Regions from separate parts of the Homo sapiens genome. Here region 1 is linked to region 2. The links are chromatin loops, found by intact Hi-C in ENCODE. Cell type or tissue: PC-9. All regions are shown on one strand. Links, peaks and the distances in the headings refer to the core of each region. The heading gives the core; the rest is flanking DNA. Region 1 holds the start of LOC105374780 (a long non-coding RNA gene). Region 2 overlaps SPRED2 (sprouty related EVH1 domain containing 2).

Region 1 (8,343 bases), core at 265-8,264, 85 kb before region 2:
GTGGGTAAGAGACAGTTGGGGCCAAAGGAAGATCACTGGTTTATGGAGACTTGGGAGAATCTGCCTCCTAAGAATAAAATAAATCAGCCAGGGGCAGTCAACAGTCCTTCCTTCATCAAGAAATGGCACAGAAGGGCAGCCAAGAGGTTATCCTATGAGCATTGTTATGTCACAGTAGGAATTGGAGTCGGGGGGAGGGGACGGGGTTGGGGGGAATTACCATTAGCAGTTGAAGTGGTAGGAAATTTTTACATAGGAGAGTATGGTGATCATATTTGCATTTTAGAAAATAATGGATAGCAGTTTGTTAGGGGAACAAAGGACAGAGACAGGGAGACTATTTAAAACATTAATAAAAAATACCAGTGACAGATGATGAGGCACCTACCTGATGGGAATGGAGAAGAGGAGATGGATTCAGAAACTACTTAGGAGGTACAGTCATCAAGATCTAGATGACTAATTGCATGTAGGGGGTAAAAAAGTAGGAAGAAGAGAGGATGATGACTCCTGCATTTCTGGCTTGGGAAAGTGGTTAGATTGTGGGCTGGATGTGTGCATGATTATGTGTGTGTAGCTGAAAAGGCAATTTAGCTTTGCAACTGTTGAAGTGAATATGGACCATAGACATAGATATCCCTAGGTAGCTGAATATGTAGCCTGCAAATCAGGAGAAAATTCTAGGTGAAGATGGTAATTGCGAATCATCAGAGTCTATATGGTAAGTGGGAGTGGATGAGGCAGCCCATGTAGACAGACCGCAGAGGGAGGAGAAGGCCGAGGACCAAACTTGCAGAACACCCACATGTGAGGGGCAACCAAAAGCAGCTGCCTGTGAAGGAGATTGAGGAGTCAAGCCACACAAACTCAAAACTGTAAACATCATTGGGAGCCTTAGACAGTCTAGCTCAGTTGGAGTTGGATTTGACTATATGTAACAGAAACCCAACTACAGTGTACTAACAGACTTCTTATTCAGAGGCAGGCAGTCCAAGGCTGATGCCCAAAGAAGCCATCAAGACCCGTGCTACTTCCAGCTCCTTCTGTCCTCATAATCATAGATGATTGCTCCACATCCAGGTATTAAGCTCTTATTCCAAGCAGGAAGGGGAAGGACAAAGGGCAAAAGGCATTTGCCAAGTCTCTCCCTTTTTATGAGGAAAAACAATCATTTTCTGATAAGCCCTATTCACTGGACTAAAACCTACAACCCATTGGCCAAGATTGGGTATATGAATATATCACTGCATGAGTACCAGGGCAAAATGAGTATTTTTTTAAACTTTTTGCTTTGGAATAATTTCAAATGGACAAAATTTGCAAAAGTAGTACAAAGAATTCTTGTATTTTTTCACCCAAAATTTCCCAATACTAACATTTACCACAATTACTTTATCATTTTCTTTCTCTCTCTCTCATGCATGCGTGATGCTCATTTACTTCTAGTTTGGTATGTGCTTCCTAAAAATAAAGACTTTCTCTTACATAACCACAGTACAATGATCAAAATCAGAATATTAACACTGATACAAGGCTATTATTTAATCTACAGCTTTTGTCAATTGTCCCACTAATGTCCTTTATAACAGAGAAGAAGCTTTTTTTCTGGTCCAGGAACCAATCCAGGACCAAACATTGCATTTCGTTGTCATGTTGGTTTAGTCTACTTTAACATGAAATAGTTCCTCAATCTGTCTTTGCCTTTCATGTTGTTGGTATTTTTGAAAACTGAAGTCCAGTTACTTTGCAGAACATCCCTTATTTGGGTTTGTCTGACAGTTCCTCAGGATTCAGGTTAGGTATTTTTGGCTAGAATACCACAGAAGTGATGCTGCAACCTTCTCGATGCATCATGGCAGAAGCTACCCTATTTTGACTTGTTCTGTTACTAATGATATTAGCTTTGATAACTTGGTTAAGGTGGTAAGGTAGTATCCGTCAGATTTCTCTACTATAAAGTCCCTATTTTACCCTTTGAAATTAATAAGAATCTGTGAGGAGAGGCTTTGAGATGATATAAATATCATGTTTCTCATCAAAACTTCACCCACTAGTTTTAGCATCCATTGATAATCCTTGCCTGAAACAATAAGATGGTAATTTTCTAATTCTGTCTTTCCATGTATGAGTTTGCCTTGCACCATATGGAAAGCTTTCCTTTCTCCACTTATTCATTTATTTCCGTACGGACTCAAAGATTTTTATTCTACTTGATAAGTTACAACCCATTACTATCAGAGTTTATTTTAACATGGAATTGTCCCAGATTGGCCATTAGGAACCCCTTTAAGCTGGCTCTGTGTCCTATTGACATGTCCCCATCATTCTTTGGGGACTTTTCTTATTGAGATTATTATTTTTAACAGGGTACATTGCTACCTTGATAAAATCAGCCTTCTGTTAATAAGGAACAAAAGGAGAAACAAAAATTGTGTGGGCAACCAGAAGTGTCTACCACACCTAGCTCCTCACCAGCCAAGAGGTGGTGGCTTGAATCCAGGCTGACAGCCTTGCTTTTTTCTAACATAACAACTTTGTGACTACATTCCAAAAAGAGCCTTGAGGCCATTTAATTCCATCCATTCTTCTCCTCACTGTAATCCTTTATCACTTATCCAAACTGAGTGCTCCTAGAGCCAGGTCATCTGTGTTGCACAACTCCTGGAGGTGCCATTCATATTGCAGACTATGAATGATGTGCTAGAACAGGAGCCAGCAAATTTTCTTTCTTTCTTTCTTTTTTTTTTTTTGAGACAGGGTGGAATGCAATGGTATGAACACAAGGCTCACTACAACCTCTACCTCCTGGGCTCAAGCGATCCTCTCACCACAGCCTCCTGAGTAGCTAGGACTACAGGTGCACACTGACATGCCTGGCTAATTTTTTTCTTTTTTTTTTTTTTTTTAAGAGATGGGGTTTTGCCATGTTACCCAGGTTGGTCCTGAACTTCTCAGCTCAAGCAATCTGCCCATCTCAGCCTCCCAAAGTGCTGGGATTACAGTGGCATGAGCCACTGTGCCTGGGCAATAAACTTCTATAAAGGGCCAGATAGGGCCAATAGTCTCCACTGTGTGGGCCACACAATCTCTGTTGCAACTACTCATTTCTGCTGTTGTAGTGGGAATGCAGCCATAGACAATGTTTAAATGAGCGGGCATGGCTATGATCCAAAAAAACTTTATTTATGGACACTGACATTGAACTTCATATCATTTTCATGTATCATGAAATGCTCTCATATTCATTTTTAAAAACCCATTTAAAATGTAAAAATTATTCTTAGTTTGCGAGCTATACAAAAATAAGCAGCTGGCTAGATCCGGCCATAGTTCACCACCTCCTGCTCTGTTCAGTCTGAGCCATCTTGTGCGGTGCTCCTGCCTCTGGAGGTCTCTTCTCCCTTACCCTAATCTCCAATCTGCTATCCTGCTCTGGGCTTCCTCTCCACCTTCTACCTTCTTCCTTCCCAGATCTTTCTTCTGTGCCCTGCTTTCATTCAATTGTATATAAACTTCTTTCCACTTTTAACCTCCTGGCTCATTCCTTGCCTTAACTGAAAAGTAACTGTAATCCCTAAGGAACATGATTCCATTGCTGAATTCTAGAAAGGATGCTACTCATTTTCCCATGCCCCACAACCCATGGGTATGGAAAGTGGTACTGGCGCTCTCCACATTCCTCAATCCTACTTCTAAACCTTTAGCTCTTCCAACCTCCAGCAAAACTCCCTCCTCCTTTGATGCTCTACCATCTGAGTCTTTGAGCAATAGCTAACATATGCTGAGCAATATCCTGAGCAAAACCAGGAGACAGGTACAATTGTTATCCCCTACTTTGCAGAGGCAACGAGGGGTTAAAGTCACACAGCCAATAGTAAATGGCAGAGCCAGGATCTAATCCCAGCAGTCCACACTTACTCCCAAGATGTTACACTGCCTTTTCTCTATGACCACATGGATCACCATCCTCCATTCAAGCCTCTGAATTCCATTATCTCCTGGATCAGTTAGGTACCTGGGCGGAAACAGGTGCACATTCAGCCTGAGTCATTTGAAAAGGATCTAGTCAAGGAAATATTTACAAACGTGTAGAGCAGTGTTGCTCAACCTTTTGTCATTATCTCCTTATTTCATCCTAAGAGAAAAATTTAAATTTCCCTTGACAAAATTTTGGTGAGTAGGGTTGAGCTTTGGAGGCCAACAAACCATTTCATATCTAAGATTGTTTTGCTCCCCCAGACTAATTTTCACCCCTTTAGAGGCAATATTACCCCCATTTAGAATGTAAGAATGCATGGAGAGGGAAACCATAGTGATACCACAGCCCTCCAGGCTAGTGACTGAGATACCATCTCAAGGCCAGAAGTGGTGAGGGAGGGAGGTATTACTGGAAGTCGGAGACATCTGAGAGCTGTGACATTCTGTCAAGAGATTGGTATGGCCCCAGGACTGATCCATTCTTCACACTACAGTGAAAGTCATCTTTCTTTCTTTCTTTCTTTCTTTCTTTTTTTTTTAGAGATGGAGTCTTGCTCTGTCACCCAGGCTGGAGTGCAGTGGCCTGATCTCGGCTCACTGCAACCTTTGCCTCCCGGGTTCGAGTGATTCTCCTGCCTCAGCCTCCCGAGTAGCTGGGATTACAGGCATGCGCCACCATGCCTGGCTAATTTTCTGTATTTTTAGTAGAGACAGGGTTTCTCCAAGTTGGTCAGGCTGGTCTCAAACTCCCGACCTCAGATGATCACCCGCCTTGGCCTCCCAAAGTGCTAGGATTACAGGTGTGAGCCACTGCGCCTGGCCGAAAGTCATCTTTCTAACTGGAAACAGTGGGCGCCTTTGGAAGACAGAACTGGATAGTGGAAACAAGCAGGAAGAAGACCTTTTCAGCTTTTGAAGGCTGTACAATATGCATGTATCATCTAATTTTAAAATAAAATGTAATTTTAAAAATTGACCTAAAATGCAAATATGGTCATTCTTTCTCATGCTCAAAACACTTCAGTAGCCCATCTGCCACCAAGTTAAAATCCAAATTCATCCACATGTCACACAAGGCCCCCGGCATATTTCTTTAGCCCATCTCTGCCACTCTCCACCTCAAAACCTGTGTCCAGACATGTGAATTGCTGAAAATTGAGTGCATTCCCTAAGCAATGGTTTTCCTTTATTGCCAATTTGCTCATAATACCATGTTGTATCAGACATCTGTTTCTTATACCTGCAGTTTCCACATGCTAGAACGCAAAGCCTCTCCCTCTCCTCTACTTTTCTTCCTGGTGAATTCTTCATTCTTCAAGATCCAGTTAAAATTACCTCTCCTGGCTCCCACTCCCACTTCCCAGAGAACAGTTAACAACCTTCTCTGTGTCACCACTGTACAGTACAGTGATTAAGAATATAAGTTCTAATGCCAAACTATGTGGGTTTTGATCCTGGATTTGCCAATTCAGTTGGTCACATTGGGCATGCTACTTAACCTCTGTGTTTTGGTTGTCTTATTTATAAAATGGGGATTCAAATAGTTTCTATCTTAGAAGGAGAGCCTTCATTCATTAAATATTAACTAAGCATTTGTTTTTCTATATTGAAACCAACCAAAATTCCTGCCCTGGTGGAACTTAGATAGATTCTAGTGCAGGGGTTGGCAATCTACAGCTCCTGACCAAACTTAGTCACTTGTTTTATAAAGTTTTATTGGTACATGGCCACACCCTTTAGATTATGTATTATCTATGGCCACGTGCATGCTACAAAGGTTGGGTTCAGTGGTTGCAACACAGACCATATGGCTTGTACAGCTGAAAATATTTACTATCTGGCCCTTAAAGAAAAGGTTTGCTGTCCCTTGTTCTAGTGAGATTAAAGTAGTTCACACATGTAAACATGTAAAGTGTTTAAATTTTTGAATCATTGACTAGCACTTGGTAAGACACTCAATTAATACCAGCTTTATTAATATGATTGCATTCCTTTACTGTAGCACCTAACACCAGTACTCAGTTAAATTTTTTGCTGAATAAATCAATGAATGGAGAGGTAAAGAGGAACCAGAAGTTGGGGTTACAGAAGTCACTGATGGAAGAGTTTCAAGATAGTAGAAGTGGTCAGCCCTGTTAAGTGACAAGCCAAGGACTGAAGAAAGACTGGCAGATTTGGCAATCAGATGAAGTGACCTGACCAAAGAGCAGCTTGTGTGAAGTAGTGAGGACAGGCGCTGGTCTGCGACTGGTTTAGGAGGAAATGGAAATGAAGAAGAAGAGATAGGAAAGTGGAGATTATATGATGACAAGTATCAAGATAAAAATGAACACATTTGGCCTGCTACCTGAATTTTTTAAATCGGCTCACCAAAAAATATCAGGCTTATTGAAATATTGGAATATCTGATGAAGTTTCCTCTTATCTTTGAGCTGTTTGGGTTTGGGTAAAATTTCAATGCTTAAAATTCACGTCTACAACTAGCAGGCAGAACCTTAAAGTCCAGAACCATTAAAGGGTTTAATAATGGTGAGGCATATGATGATGCTGATGATGATAATGTTTCTTTCTTTCTTTTGTGATCTTAATCACTGTGTGATCTTAACTAGTTTGAAATGAGAATTTCAATGGAGACAGTAGTGTAAATTTACCAACAGAACAATTACAGTCGTGACAAAACAAAAACTATACAAGCATATTTTTGTTCATTCTATAAATTTGTACTGAGTACTTTATATACACTAGGCATTCTGACAGATATAATTATGTGGGTATAAAATTTAGTTTATTTGATAGTTGCTTTCCCCACCGCCTCCAGAAATTCTTGATTTAGTTGGTAAAGAAAATCAGTTAAGCAAATAAGTTCACTATTTGTAGAAGTGTAGATGGGTTATGGTGGGGGCACAAAATAATAAAATAATGTATTTAAAACTATTTTCACATCTGTGAAAAGCTCTATACATCTGTGGCATTAAGACTAAAGAGAATGGTATCAAGTCATAGCTGCTTTCTAGAAAACATGCATGAGACATTTAGGACCTCTGCATATTACCACTGAGTTGTTTTTCTTTTAAGGGGCTACAAAGGAGTATGTTCAGCATGATCTTATTTTTATTAAAATTATACTTTCTATACAGAAAAAGACTATAAAAATACACACTTAAAACATTAGCAGTGACCCACAGCTAGTATCATACTGAATGGGGAATAACTAAAAGCCTTTTCTCCATGATCTAGAACACAACAAAAATGCCCATTTTTACCACTATTATTCAACTTAGTACTGGAAGTTCTAGCTAGGGCAATCAGACACGAGAATGAAATAAAATGCATCCAAATTTGAAAGGAAGAAGTGAAATTATCCTTGTTTGCAGATGATATGATCTTATATTTGGAAAAATCTAACAATTGCACACACACAAAAATATCTATTAGAACTGATCACTGGGCATGGTGGCTAACGCCTGTAATCCCAGCACTTTGGGAGGCCCAGGTGGGTGGATCACGAGGTCAAGAGGTGGAGACCATCCTGGCCAACATGGTGAAACCCTGTCTCTACTAAAAATACAAAAATTAGCTGGGGGTGGTGGAGCGTGCCTGTAGTCCCAGCTACTCGGGAGGCTGAGGCAGGAGAATCGCTTGAACCTAGGAGGCAGACGTTGCAATGAGCCAAGATCGCACCACTGCACTCCAGCCTGGCGACAGAGCAAGACTCCATCTCAAAAAAAAAAAAAAAAAAAAAAAAAAAACAAGAACTGATCAACAAATTTAGTAAAGTTGCAGGATACAAAATCTACACAGAACCAGAAGTGGTGGCTCATGCCTGTAATCCCAGCACTTTGGGAGGCCAAGGTGGGTAGATCACTTGGGCTCAGGAATTCAAGACCAGTCTGAGCAACATGACGAAACACCATCTCAAAAAAAGTGCAAAAAATTAGCCAGGCATTGTGGCACACACCCAGCTACTAGGGAGGCTGGCAGATGGCAGGATGCCTTGAGCCCAGGAAGCAGAGGTTCCAGTGAGTCAAGATCACACTGCTTTCTAGCCTGGGCAACAGAGCCAGGTCTGTCTCAAAAAAAAAAAAAAAAAAAAAAAAAAAAAAAAAAAACTCAACACACAAAAATCAGTAGCATTTCTATATGCCAACAGTGAGCAATCTGAAAAAGAAATTTTACAAAGTAATCCCATTTACAATAGCCACACATAAAATTAAATACCTAGGAATTAACCAAAGAAGTGAAAGATATCTATAATGAAAATAACAAAACACTGATAAAAGAAATTGAAGAGGACACACAAAAAAGGAAATATATTCCATGTCCATGGATTGAAAGAATCAATATTGTTAAAATGCCCATACTGCA
Region 2 (8,343 bases), core at 259-8,258:
ATGTTAGCCAAGCTCATTTCAAACTCCTGAACTCAAATGATCTGCCTGCCCCGGCCTCCCAAAGTGCTGGGATTAGAGGCGTGAGCCACCGCGCCCGGTTGAGCCTCTTACTTTTTTTTTTCAATCTACTTGGCATAATAGCCCATATGCATTTCATCTGCGAGAGCCAGGTCTTCTGGCTCTGGCCAAGCTGAACATCCCCAAATTAACCCTGAGCTTTGGAGAGAGCTTTATTTTACCCCCTCTGCCAGCCCGTTACACTTTAAGAAACATAGCTGAAAACTGACTTAGCTTCAAGTAAGATTTGTCACTGTGTGTACTGAAGGCCCGGCTCTACTAGGTAACAATAGAAATCATCTGCCTCCGCCGCCTCCTTGACCAGCCTTCATCATTCTCATCAGTATTTAACATAGACATTTCTCTATTGGATTGACTTCTCAAAGATGTTGATATTTTCCAGTAAGGCAGCAAGTGACCACCAGAAAGACACTGTGTATATCTAAGTACACCCCAGTTTAATCTGTTCAAACAGCTGGCTGAGGCTTCTTTTTTCAAGAGAACATAACTGAAGGCAGTTAGAATGGTTTCTTTTGTGCAAATTTCCCCTCCCAGAGACCAGTCCCAGGAGTTCCTTCAACTGCATTATCCATTAATGCTGTGGATTCATTTCCCCCAAATAAACAAGTTTTCCTGCCAAAAAAAATATTCAGTATGATTGGATGCGGGGATATGTCTTGGGACCTGATTTTGAGGCACGTTCTTCATTTTTCTGGGTTGGCCCTCATTTTCCTTACTGAGCTCTTACGGGCAGCGACAGGGTGGCTGTAGCCCTCATTTCTGAAGGCCCTCACTGCCTTGTTAATCCTGTGTGTGGCTATTCAGCCCCCTTGAAAGCATCCTTCATTTCTGTTTGCTTAGTTTCCTGCATGCCTCTTCCAGATCATCTTTCACCTCTTGCTTCAACCTCTGGGGACATGTGTGGTTTCTACATAATGCACAAATGTGACTTCGGGGGAGGGGAGGATGGCTGTGGACTCATACACTTCAGCTGGAATCACTGGACTCTGAAATAGGGGAGGTCCTTTCTGAATGGGCTGGTCAGGAAAGAGGGGAGATGGAAAGACCAACAGGCAACCTCAGGCACTGTAGATTTCCCCTCCTACCGCAAGACAGAAAGCTGTGTATGTGTTTTGCATTATAAGGAAAGTGTGAACTACAGATCCTGTGGACCAAATCACTATAAATAACACTCTTGTATCTGATTCTAAATTGGGACATTGAGGAGAATAAGGGACCAACAACCAACATTTCTGTAGGAAAAAGATCTGGTTCTTTATTCACCCAAATGTTGATCACTGGGGGTCAACGAATTTTCTCTATGAAAGTTAGATGGTAAATATTTTCAGCTTTGGGGACCGTATGGTTTCTGTCACAGCTGCTCAGTCCTGCCTTTGTAGCTCTCAAGCAGCCATAGACAGCATATAAACACTCGAATGTGTGGCTGGCCATAATTTGCCCACCTCTGAGAGAGTCTAAATTCATAAAATTTACTAATAATCATTGTCGTTGTTCACATAAATTGATGAGTGTTCTGTATGTGGCCAGGCTCTATGCTAAGTACTTGTTGCGAATGGTCGCATTTATACCATTCAAAACAATTCTGTAAGATTATTAATAGTATTGTACCCATCTTACAGGTAAGGAAGCAGAGGCTTAGAGAAGTTAAATAACATTAAGTGTAGGCAAGGTTGAATTTGGAACAAGTAAATTTCACTCCAAACTCATGCTTTATACCACTACACAATACAGTCAGCCTACAGTACCTGCATCATTGATATCCGCATTTTCTTTTAGATCCTGACATAAGCCAGTATTTGGACTTAAGTTATATACATATATAGCTAAAGTTTTGCTGTATAGTTACAGCTAGTTTTGCTTCTTACCTGCCGAGGATCAGTGCTAGGAAATGAATACATGAAGTCCTGGAGAGCTCAGAGGCAGAAGACATATATGTCCAGGCTGCTTTCCAGGTTCTAAGACCCTGTGCTCTGAAAATAGTGAGGTGGAGCCAGGCCTTCAGCAAGCTATACTACTCCTTGGAATGGCCTCACCCAGGCCCAGCACTGGCATGAGCTGCCAAGCCATTGCACACAGGTGCAGGCTCCTCAGCTGCTGGTGGCACAGAGCAGCTTCTGCTGTTTCCCTACCTCTAAGCCAGAATTAGACCTGAAGCTGCTCTGTGGTCAGGGGAGACTAGAAATTGCATAATTAAGTTGTTTTCTAAATAGTGGTATCATTAGCATGCAAGTCGACCAAACAGAAATGTCTGTTAAAGATGGTAGGAACCATGTTTTGATGCCTTTGTTGTTATAATGAGTAAAATGTGTTCTGAAGAAAACTTAGAGTAAAAGTAAAAGATCAGGGGAAAAGTATCGCATATGCTATCACCACCAAAGTTCTTTCTTCAGGCTTATTGGGATGGTAGTGGGGGTTGGGGGTGGGGATTCTGTGGTCAAATAAATTTGGAAAATGCAAGCCTAGAAAAACTTGAACAATATTCTCAGGGATATAGTATGATGTTTTCCCAAAATGTGTGCATGTGTGTGTGTATGTGTGTGTGTGTGTATGTGTATGTATGTGTCTCCCCTTATAAAAATGTTTATAAGGAATATCCTTTGAGAAACCCAAACCCAGAGGCATTTCCCAGTGTTAACACTTTGGTAAATTTCTTTATGGTCCAATATTTTTCAAATGGGTGGGCATGTCAGCAACAGTAACTGTGGTGATTATTAAATACTTAAAAAATCATTTTTTTTTGAGACATGGTCTTTTGCTCCATCACCCAGGCTGGAGTGCGGTGGTGCAAACATAGCTTACTGCAGCTTCAGCCTCCCAGGTTCAGGCTATCCTCCTGCCTCAGCTTTCTGTGTAGCTGGGACCACAGGCATGCACCACCATGCCCAGCTACTTTTTGTATTTTTTGTAGAGACAGGGTCTCACTTTGTTGCCCAGGCTGGTCTCCAGCCTCAAGCAGTCCTCCCACCTCAGCCTCCCAAAGTGTTGGGATTACGGGCATGAGCCACTGCACCCAATAATCTCTTTTTTAATTTTTTTAGGAATAGGGGTTATATATATTCATTCCTGTGTGTTTGTGAATGTTTAAGTTTATTTTGAAACAGTTCATAATTACAGAAATGTTGCAAGAACAGTATGAAGGACTCCCCTATTCTCATTTCCCCATTTGTTACCATTTTACTATCTTTGCCTTATTCTCATTGTTTGTGCATGTGTGCACACATTATTATTGCTATTATTTTTGTATTTTTCATTACTGAAATCTGAATTATAAAATTCTTCAATGAACTGTGAACTTATTTCTCCAAAATACTATAGAAACTCAAATTAGACTACAAGTTTATTAATTTCCCCCATTTCTACCTGCTGCATTAAGGTAAATTATGCTTTTCAAGTGTGTGAAAAGTTATAAAATTTCAAGGAAACATTTTGATAAGGCTGCAGCCTGCAGTCCTCGTGAGGAGGAAAGAATTGTCAAAGCCAAGGAAGTCTTCAGTTGAGGCCCATGCACAATCCTAATCAGTCTGGATTAGTGAGGTTGTAATTTGATGTTGGATGGGACTGTCCCAACCATTTGGAGCCAGTTTGAAGTCCTATTAGACAGGGTCCTTTAAGAATTAGAGTCAGCTGTTTGCTGAGGTGTGAACCTCAGCCTGAAACATGCTTCCATTTTTAAGTTTCAGGACTAAGGGGGCCATGCAGGAGCTCTGGGCTTTAGTGACCCCTCTATTTTGTTTCCTGTGGTGACTTGTCATGTTTTCACAGCGCATCAATATGGATAGTTTTTAAAGTGACAGCCAGTTTCAACAGTGGTTTTATTTCACATACATTGGAGCTTCCATATCTGGATTTTTTTTTTGTCAGCCACTAAATCAAAGCTCTTCCTCCTCCAGATGGTTTAAGACACCCAATTTGAACATTAAGTGAGTCAAGCAAACCCTGTGCCACATTACCAAAGGGCCTGCTGGTTTAAGAGACTATGGATGTGACTTACATAACCTCTCATGGAGCATTTCCAAAACCTTGTAAGGAAGCTGGGTATAGTCACCTCTCCTTCATAACGTTAACACTGAGCCATGAAGCCAGGGCTTGTGTCCTCAGAGAATGCATAAGGAAACAATCACCAGATCGCCCTGGGAGGAGAAGGCACTAGGCGTTTGTTCAGGAGGTTGATGCAACACTCACAACAGCCGCAGGATACATGTATCATACCTCCCAGCTGGAAGGCAGAAACAACTTCAAGTTCAGCTCCCACACTCACATGTGTGGTAGCTCTATACCTAACTAGAAAAGTGCCTTGTTTAGGTATAAATTAGATTGCAGGGACTGAAAAAAAAATTTTTTTTAATTTTTAAAAACATTTTATTATGAAAATTTTCAAAGATACTTCAAAAAAGAGAAATACAGTCAGCCTGCATATACGCACTACACAGATGCAACCATTTATCAAGATTTTGCCACATTTCTTTACCCCGTCCCTTATTTATTTTTTGCTAAAATATTCACAACAAACCCCAGATATCATATCATTTTACCCCTAACATACTTCAACATGCCTCTCTAAAAAAGTAGACATTTTATAAACACAATGCCACTATCCCACCTATAAAATTAATCCAGGACCAAAATTTTGATGTATACTTTTTACATAGCTTCTGCAGCTGGGTAACCTCACAGCACAAGAATCAACAAGTCCATGCCTACACGAATTCAGCTGATAACTTTAAAGAGAGGGATCCTTGCTCTCAACTTTGGACGAAATTCTTTGGTTTGGGGCTGGGGGCAGGTGAAGAATTTGCACTTGTGGTTCTCCAGAATGTAATCTCAGGTATTGAACTGTGCCATTTGCTTCCTGGGCATTTCATCCTTTCATCAATGATTGGTAATCATAACTTACAGGAATTTTTAAAACAATATTTTAATTGGAAAACGCATCTGTCAGCTGTCAGGCTTCCAGTTTCCACTTTTGAGAAGCAGGATGTTGAATGTGAGTAATGACACAACAGGCCTATAAAATGCGGACTAACCCTCGGATGACTCATCCGGTACAATGCAGTATATTTGTCAAGGAGACTGAATCATATATGGGGGAAACCACTTCTCAGGCAGCCAGCTGGTTCTCAGGTCAGCAAGAGACGATCCATTTTTATCGGAAGCTTTATAGTAGCAATAATGCTAATACCCAGCACTCGGGCTCCACAATGTAGAGGAAATGGCATCGCCTGGCAGGTACGTGCTTACTGTTTACATGAACTTTATTTTTTCATTGTTCTCTTATTCTTAACCTTTCTGGTGCCTGCTTTTAGCATTTTTTTAAAGGAGAAAATTTATCCTAGTTGTAGAGGACCACAGTGTGTATGTGTTTGTATTTGTGTGTGCCCACGTGCAAGGACAGATAGGTAACCTCTGGTCTGTTGATAGACACAGAGCTCTTAGCCTCTCATGCCTCTTTCTGAAAACAAATTTCTCCTTAGATATTCTGATAGAAATGTTTTGTTGTTGTTGTTGTTGTTTTTTATTATTAAGTCCTGAATCTAAAAGATGCTGCCTAGGAAACAGCTTGCAGAGATGGTATACCTCTTGGGTGGGTAGTGTAGAGCTTTAAAACAAATGAATAAGCAGAGGTGAGCTGAAGGAGGTGGTCTAACAATTACTATTGTGTTACGTTGGATTTCTTTCAGTACTGTGCTTTTTTCCTACCCCCATGATGCGTGACTTAATGCAAGAAAGCTTTATTCCCCTACGGAGTGAATAGGGTGGGTTTTGTTTGTTTGTTTGTTTGTTTGTTTTTATAAATCACAATTTGCTCATACTGAATTCATGCATTAACTTTTTCTAGGTGGGAGAAAGGGTAGTGGGGATTTGGTAGCAACATTTAATTATAGCGTTCACATGATCTGAAGGATCATTCTGCATAATTGGGAGGCTGTGTCTGCCTGTCTGACCCTCTCTCTTTCTTCACCCACTAAATTTAAACAATGTCTGACTAGTTAAAGCACATATCTTATTTATTTGAGTGTATTAAACATTCCTATGTGTGTTGACAGTCTATTCAGTGTCTCCTCATATTTTAAAAAAATACTTTGTGAGTCTTGCTTGTTAGGGACAGATGCTATAGTTAGTTTATAGCAGTACTATTTATGCTTTCCTGGTCTGTCTGTCCAGAATGGCTAGGTCAGGACCTATAACACAACTGCCCACAAATTTGCCTAAGATTTAGCATTTGTGGAGCAGCCCAGTGTATAGCAGTAAATCCTGTTATCACTCAGAGAGCATTAAACAGATCTGGGGTTACCAAGCTGGAAAAATCGGCAATCTTTGTTTCTCTTCCCCTTTCTTATAAAATCCATAATAATGACTTGTTTTCCTTGAAGTGTATGAATTTTAAGCTGTCAGTAAATGCATTCAATTTACTTAACTACATTCAGAAATTCCTATAATTTGGAAAACCAGCATGAAGGGAGTTTGTTTCTGTTTGTTTTGTAGATTAAGGGGTGTACTTTTTATAGAATGGCCAATTTGTTTTTGGAGACAAGACCATCTCTAAATTTCATTAATTTTGCATTCTATAAATGAAAGCCACCTGTTATGCTGTAACGTGCTAATTATGGTAGAGGACAATAATGAAGAAGAACAGTATTTGAAATATGTGGGGGTTTTGCTAAGAATTTTCATGCCCACATCTGTAGTGCTTATTTTTATGTGTGTATACATGCATATATAGTACACATTTAATAATAGCACTTGGTGACATTAAAAAATACTTCAGATTCAAAGTGAGGGCCATTTTTTATTAACAACATTTTTTTAAGTTGTGAAAGAAAGGCTACTTTAAAAGTGTTAGCTTGAACTAAGACCCATATTTTGCCATCTTATAGTAAACGGGGTTTTTTCTTATAGTTTTGGTGAATGCCACACTCAACTTAGGGTTCACTTTATCAAATTCATTAGAAAAATATACATTAATTTTGTTTTATTTTAAAGACAGAATAACTAATTTCCTGTGCTTTCACGGAAACATTAGGTTTCATGGTAGCATTTTTTTTTTCCTTGAGGCCTATGGTAAATGATTATAGTCAGGGATAAAAAAAACATTTATTTTAAAGTTCTTGATTTAGTGACACTTTCTGTGTCTTGTTTTTCTGTGATTTGTATAGTTGGGACTCGCTCAGGTCCTGTCCACATTCTTTCCAGAGCACCATATTCTGTTAGCTTTGGTTACAGTACACAGAGGGTATACTGACCATTGAAATTGGACAATGATAATCACTCCTAGGGTTGTGGCTGCCACGCCTCAGAGGCCCCTTTGCTGTTAAGCACTGTGAGCCATCAGTCCAAAGGAACCACGTGGTTTTTAGATGCCTTCTTTCCCTTTTGAGGGAAAAGGAATACAGAGCCATGGCCAGTTCCAAAGGTCTCATATCATTCAACTTGGAAGCAATCAATAGATATTGAGTGAGACGCTGCCTATGTTCAGAGCAATGTGCTGGGGAGTGTTACATTTAAAAGTGTTTCAAATCTGAGCCCAGTCCGGTTCTTCTCTTAATTCCCGCCCTAGTGGGGATTCATTGTTATTGGAGATAAATTCCTCCCTGGGTTTTCTTTTATTCATAGATTTACTGGAGTCTACAATCCAGAGCCACTCATTGCTATTGTGTATAAGCAGCTTTGAGCTATTCCTTTTTGGTTCTTCAAAACCTAACTCTGCTTGGATGGAAATCAAGAAAGAACTGCTCTACTCAAAAATCCATTTGATAGTTTTGGTGGCCATGTCTTCTGAGCCAAGTAGAGTGACATAACCTTGGAAAAAAGATTTTTGTTTTTCCTTTTTCTTGGGGAGAGTGAGAGTCAGGGAGAGCATTTGAATCCTGAAAGGTTAAGAGTGTCCAAGATATTTTAGTGGAACAATTTTTCCCAATCTTTGCTGGCTTGCAGATTTTTAGCACTTACTAAAATTATATTCTAAAGACTCAAAGCTATTACGAATTCAATAAACATTTTATAAAAACAGGTTTATGTAAAATTAGTATAGATCACCTACCAACATTTAAACATCCTTATTTGTATTTGGAGGGAGACCTGTTTGTTACAGAGTCTGCAGTCTGTCCTTGCTGTCCGGATGTGTGGTTTATGGATGTGTGGTCATGATGATCACTGCCTCAGGAGGCTTGGCCTGTCTATCGCCTGCTGTCCATTGCTCACTGTCTGCTGTGATATTGTCCTCCCCACATCTGGAGTTTATGGTCATTCTGCCATACTGGGTGGGAT

The links. A loop is a pair of places that touch in the nucleus more often than their neighbours do. Peaks named below come from ENCODE experiments on the same cell type or tissue, not always from the same donor. Only the 100,000 strongest peaks of a DNase experiment are listed, where the experiment ranks them.
Region 1: a loop joins it to region 2, with 7 times the contacts of the local background. A loop is called at or near these places in 2 of 110 quality-filtered maps.

Annotation. Positions count from the first base shown.
Region 1 is chr2:65,448,397-65,456,739 of GRCh38, reverse strand. It overlaps LOC105374780 (a long non-coding RNA gene), which reads left to right and starts at 215. Exons shown (of 5, transcript NR_187891.1): 1 at 215-435; 2 at 980-1,080; 3 at 2,758-2,857. In PC-9, for the core only: no CTCF peak of the experiment used is centred there; DNase peaks (open chromatin) are centred at 459, 2,619, 4,039, 4,349 and 1 weaker place; H3K27ac peaks cover 3,356 bases.
Region 2 is chr2:65,363,551-65,371,893 of GRCh38, reverse strand. All of the region lies in intron 1 of SPRED2 (sprouty related EVH1 domain containing 2), which reads left to right. Among named protein-coding and RNA genes, the nearest start is that of SPRED2, 65 kb to the left of the region's middle. In PC-9, for the core only: no CTCF peak of the experiment used is centred there; DNase peaks (open chromatin) are centred at 4,193 and 5,103; H3K4me3 peaks cover 1,165 bases; H3K27ac peaks cover 3,622 bases.